2 separate regions of the Homo sapiens genome follow, and region 1 is linked to region 2. Evidence: chromatin contacts called from ENCODE Hi-C or POLR2A ChIA-PET data. All regions are on one chromosome and are shown on one strand. The core of a region is the stretch at or near the end of the contact, and the rest is flanking DNA. Distances in the headings are between cores, read along the strand shown. Region 1 holds the start of LILRB4 (leukocyte immunoglobulin like receptor B4). Region 2 has its middle 7.8 kb from the start of LILRB1.

What was found. Hi-C counts contacts between places; a loop is a spot of excess contacts on that map. ChIA-PET counts read pairs that join two places held with the same protein, here RNA polymerase II (POLR2A). Pooled maps may share reads with other maps.
Region 1: a loop to region 2 is called in a pooled map, with 2.0 times the contacts of the local background. The contact joins the promoter of LILRB4 here to the enhancer-like site in region 2. A Hi-C loop is called at or near these places in 1 of 168 maps with a recorded cell type or tissue (B cell), 15 of 37 single-sample maps with no recorded cell type and 5 of 50 pooled maps. POLR2A ChIA-PET finds 5 or more read pairs at or near these places in 4 of 52 experiments (CD8-positive, alpha-beta memory T cell, GM12878, OCI-LY7 and 1 more).

What each region holds. Positions count from the first base shown.
Region 1 is chr19:54,661,678-54,664,377 of GRCh38, forward strand. It overlaps LILRB4 (leukocyte immunoglobulin like receptor B4), which reads left to right and starts at 1,308. Exons shown (of 12, transcript NM_001278426.4): 1 at 1,308-1,390; 2 at 1,855-1,890; 3 at 2,077-2,361; 4 at 2,509-2,700. The coding sequence starts at 1,357.
Region 2 is chr19:54,621,326-54,624,025 of GRCh38, forward strand. It overlaps a transcript of LILRB1 not described here. Among named protein-coding and RNA genes, the nearest start is that of LILRB1, 7.8 kb to the right of the region's middle. Within about 2 kb of position 1,251, at least 3 of the 41 ENCODE cell types and tissues checked have a DNase peak (open chromatin) inside an H3K27ac peak, as active enhancers do; they include B cell and GM12878, where a contact is called at or near this core.

The sequences.
Region 1 (2,700 bases), core at 58-2,557, 40 kb after region 2:
AACCCCATCTCTATTAAAAATACAAAAATTAGCTGTGAGTGGTGGCGGGTGCCTGTAATCCCAGCTACACAGGAGGCTAAAGCAGGAGAGTCTCCTGAACCCAGGAGGCGGAGGTTGCAGTGAGCTGAGATCACACCACAGCACTCTAGCCTGGGCGACAGAGTGAGACTGCATCTCAGAAAAGAAAAAATATATATATATATTTTGGAGCTACATCGTGCTAGCGCTGCAGAGAATGAGTTTTGTTTTGCGACACAGTTTTTAGATGTCTACCGGGCTCTGGTGGAGATGGAATGTTTGGCCTCAAGTGGGCAGGTCCCATGGGACATGAGTAGCCGACCATGACCTGGCTGCGTACTGGCCCACCAAGCATTCGACTGGCGTGCCCAGCCACTCTCCGTCATCGCAGAGAAGTGCTCTATGTGAGATTTGGTTAAAGGAGTCCCTGAAGGCCTGTGGGAGGCAGAATAGTGACCTCCCAGAGATGTCCACCTCCTGAGGCCCAGACCCTGTGAGTTGGGGAAGCTTATGTGGCAAAAGGGACTTTGCAGATGTGATTAAGTCAAGGATCTTGGGTTGGGGAGATTACCCAGGTGGGCCTGATGTAATCACAAGGGGCTGAGTAAGTGAAAGAGGAAGACAGGAGGGTCAGAGTGAGAGAAGGAGGTGAGTGCATGGAAGCAGGGGGCAGATAACGGGACTGGTGGCTTTGAGGTTGGAGGGAATGGAGAGGCAGGAATGCGGGAGCCTGCAGAGGCTTGAACAGGCGAGGGAACAGATTCTCCTTGGAGCCTCCAGGAGGACACGGCTCTGATAGCAGCTTCATTTTAGCCCAGGGAGACCCATTTTGGACTTGTGACCTCCGGGACGGTAAGTCAATAAACCTACATTATGTGAAGCCACTAAGCTTGTGGTGATTTGTTATGGCAGCAAAAGGAAGCTTTATGGTTCATCTGTACCCTGAAAATGCAGGTTTTTGGTTTTTTTTTTTTTTCACTTGTTCAATGATGTACCCCCAGTGTCAGGCGCTTTGCAAACACACGATACATACGGGTTGATGTTTGGTCAAGAGAGGAATTAAGACCAGGCAGACAGCAGGCTGGGATCAGAGAGACCCCATTTCTGTCTGAAATGTCTGCAGAGAACCTGGTGCCTGCCTCAGCCCTAGCTCTGGGGAAATGAAAGCCAGGCTGGGGTTCAAATGAGGGCAGTTTCCCTTCCTGTGGGCTGCTGATGGAACAACCCCATGACGAGAAGGACCCAGCCTCCAAGCGGCCACACCCTGTGTGTCTCTTTGTCCTGCCGGCACTGAGGACTCATCCATCTGCACAGCTGGGGCCCCTGGGAGGAGACGCCATGATCCCCACCTTCACGGCTCTGCTCTGCCTCGGTGAGATTTAAAGAGGGGGAGGGGAGACCCGAGTCTTGGAGGAAATTTGCCTCACAGCCAGGCCCTGGTTCTTTAGGAGACTCAAAAATCTCAGGGTAGCCGGGCGCGGTGGCTCACGCCTGTAATCCCAGCACTTTGGGAGGCCGAGGCGGGCGGATCACGAGGTCAGGAGATCGAGACCATCCTGGCTAACACGGTGAAACCCTGTCTCTACTAAAAATACAAAAAATTAGCCGGGGGTGGTTGCAGGCGCCTGTGGTCCCAGCCACTCGGGAGGCTGAGGCAGGAGAATGGCGTGAACCCGGGAGGCGGAGCTTGCAGTGAGCCAAGATCGCACCACCGCACTCCAGCCTGGGTGACAGCGAGACTCCGTCTCAAAAAAAAAAAAAAAAAAAAATCTCAGGGTAAAGAGAGGACCTGCTCAGGCTTCCGGGGCAAATCCCTCACAGGGAACTCTCTTCCAGGGCTGAGTCTGGGCCCCAGGACCCACATGCAGGCAGGTGAGTCTGTCCCCAGCTGTCCCAGGTCCCTCCTCCTCACTGGGACAAGGGGCCACCCATGGGCAGCTGGGGGAGGAGACAGCAGTTCTGGGTGACTGATGAGGATGACGGGGGGGTCCTGGGGCTGAGAGCTGGGATCTGAGGGCTGAGGAAGGTCTTGGGATCCAGCCTCTGATTTTCTTCCAGGGCCCCTCCCCAAACCCACCCTCTGGGCTGAGCCAGGCTCTGTGATCAGCTGGGGGAACTCTGTGACCATCTGGTGTCAGGGGACCCTGGAGGCTCGGGAGTACCGTCTGGATAAAGAGGAAAGCCCAGCACCCTGGGACAGACAGAACCCACTGGAGCCCAAGAACAAGGCCAGATTCTCCATCCCATCCATGACAGAGGACTATGCAGGGAGATACCGCTGTTACTATCGCAGCCCTGTAGGCTGGTCACAGCCCAGTGACCCCCTGGAGCTGGTGATGACAGGTGAGAGGACACTCAGGGGTCCCAGCCCCAGGCTCTGCCCTCAGGAAGGGGGTCAGCTCTCAGGGGCATCTCCCTCTCACAGCCCAGCCCTGGGGATGATGTGGGAGGTGGGAGCCCCATTTAACACGGTGCCTCCTTCTCTCCTAGGAGCCTACAGTAAACCCACCCTTTCAGCCCTGCCGAGTCCTCTTGTGACCTCAGGAAAGAGCGTGACCCTGCTGTGTCAGTCACGGAGCCCAATGGACACTTTTCTTCTGATCAAGGAGCGGGCAGCCCATCCCCTACTGCATCTGAGATCAGAGCACGGAGCTCAGCAGCACCAGGCTGAATTCCCCATGA
Region 2 (2,700 bases), core at 1-2,500:
TTGCTAACATCTGTTGGTTCTGACTTCTTAAAAGTAGCCATTTTGACTGGTGTAAGTTGATACTCAGTGTGGTTTTAAGTTGAATTTCTCTGATGATTAATGATGTTGAGCATTTTTTAATGTGTTTGTTGGCCACTTATATTTCTTGTTTTGAGAAATGTCTGTTGATGGTCTTTACTCAGTTTTCCATAAAGTTGTCTGTGTTTTTTGTTTTTTTTTTTTCATGTTGAATTCTTTGACTTCCTTGCAGATTCTGGACATTAGTCTTTTGTTGGAGGCATAATTTGCAAATATTTTCTTCCATTGTGTAGGTTGTCTGTTCATTCTGTTGATTGTTTCTTTTGCTGTGCAGTAGCTTTTAATTTTAATCATGTCTCATTTGTCTATTCGGGGGTTTGTTGCATTTTTAAGGGTCTTTACCATAAGTTCTTTGCCTGGACTAATGTCCAGAAGGGTTTTTCCTAAATTTTGCTTTAGGAATTACATAGTTTCAGGTCTCACATTGAGGTCTTTAATTCATCTTGAGTTGATTTTTGTACATGGTGGGAGATAAAGGTCCAGTTTTATTCTTTTGCATATGGCTACCCAGTTTTTCCAGCATCCTTTATTGAATAGGGTGTCCTTTCCCCATTGTTTACTTTGTTGACTTTAGCAAAGCTCAGTATGTTGTAGGCATGTATCTTTATTTCTAGTTTCTCTATTCTGTTCCCTTGATGTCTGTGTATATTTTTGTACTAGTAAATGCTGTCTTAGTTACTATGGCCTTATAGTATAACTTGAAATCAGGCAATGTGATGCCTCCTGTTTTGTTCTTTTTGCATAGAAGTGTTTTAGCTGTTCAGGCTGGTTTTTGGTTCCAAATGAATTTAAAAATTGCTTTTTCTCTAATTCTGTTAAAGAAATGACATTTGTAATTTAATAGGAATTGTGTTGAATCTGTAGTATGCTTTGGGCAATATGGTCATTTTAACAATATTGATTCTTCCCATTTGTGAGCAAGGAATATTTTTCTATTTGGTTGTGTTGCCTACAGTTCCTTTCATCAGCCTTTTGTCACTCTCTGTGTAGAGGTCTTTCACCTCCTTGGTTAAATATACTCCTCAGTGTGTGTTTGTGTTTGTGTGTCCTTAATTTGATTCTCAGCTTGAACGGTACTGATGTATAGAAAAGCTACTGATTTTTGTAGCTTGATTTTTTTATCCAGAGACTTTACTGAAGTCACTTACCAAGTCTACGAGTCTTCTGGAAGAATCTTCAGGGTTTTCTGGGTATATGATCGTGTCATCAGCACACACAGATAATTTCACTTTCTCTTTTCCAATGTGGATGCACTTTCTTTCTTTCTGTTGCCTGATTGCTCTGGCTAGGACTTCCAGTACTGTGTTGAATAGGAGTGGTGAGAGTGGACATCCTTATCCTGTTCCATTTCTTGGGGAAATGCTTTCACTTCTCCCCATTCAATTTTAAGGTTGGCTGTGCGTTTGTCTTATAAGGCTCTTATTTTGGGGTATGTTTCTTTCATGCCTAGTCTGTTGAGGGATTTTATCATGAAGGGATATTGGACTTTCTCGAACGCTTTATCTGCATCTATTGAGATGACCATATGCTTTTTGTTCTTAGTTTATGTCATGAGTCACTTTTATTGACTTGCATATATTGAACCATCCTTTCATCCCTGGAATCAAGCCAACTTGATCATGATGAATTATGTTTTTGATACACTGTTAGATTCCGTTTAATAGCATTTTCTTGAGGATTTTTGCACCTGTGTTCCTCAGGTTTCTTGGCCTGTAGCTTTATTTTTCTGTTGGATCCCTGTCTGATTTTGCTATCAGGGTGATATTGGTTTCATAGAATGAGCTAGGAAAGAATCCCATCGCCTTGATTTTTTGGAATACTTTCATTATGATTGGCACCAGCTCTTCGTTGTGTATATGGCAAATTTCGACTGTGAATCCATCTGTTCTTGGGCTTTTTTGCCGGAAGATTTTTAGTACTGATTCTTTTTGGTTACTTGTTATTGGTCTGTTTAGGGTTTCTATTTTTTGCCTGTGCGATCTTAGGAAGTTGTATGTGTCTAGGAATTCATCCATTTCTCTAGGTTTTCTAGTTTACGTGCATAAAGGTGTTCATAGTAGTCTCTGATGGTCATTTGTATTTCTGTGGCGTTGGTTGTAATGTCAACTTTATCATTTCTGATTGTGCTTATTTAAATCTTCTCCTTTTTTTGGTTAGTGTAGTCAGCCATCTCTCAATTTTATTTATACTTTCAAAAAACCAACGTTTTCTTTCACTGATTCTTTGTAATGTTTTTGTCTCAATCTCATTCTTTATCTGTCCTTTCAGAGTTTCCATTGTTTTCAGCATCCATCACTAGCAAGCCAGTGCGATCCTTTGGTGGTGCCACAATATTCAGATTTTTCACAGCGTCAGAATCCTTACACTGATTCCTTCTCTTCTGGAGAGGCCTCCACTTACTCTCTTCGAATTTATTTTCATTTGGATGGGATTTGTTTTGCACATTTTCCCCCGGCCCCGCAGGGAGGGTGACTGTAGAGCATGTTGGGAAGGGTCTTTTGGCTTTTCCCATGGCTTTGGGAGCTTCTGCAGCAGGGTTTGTGTTGGGCTGTGCAGCTCAAATTGCAGGCCAGGAGCTGGTGCTTAAGGGTAAGAGCCACCCTCGGCACAAGCAGGTGGATA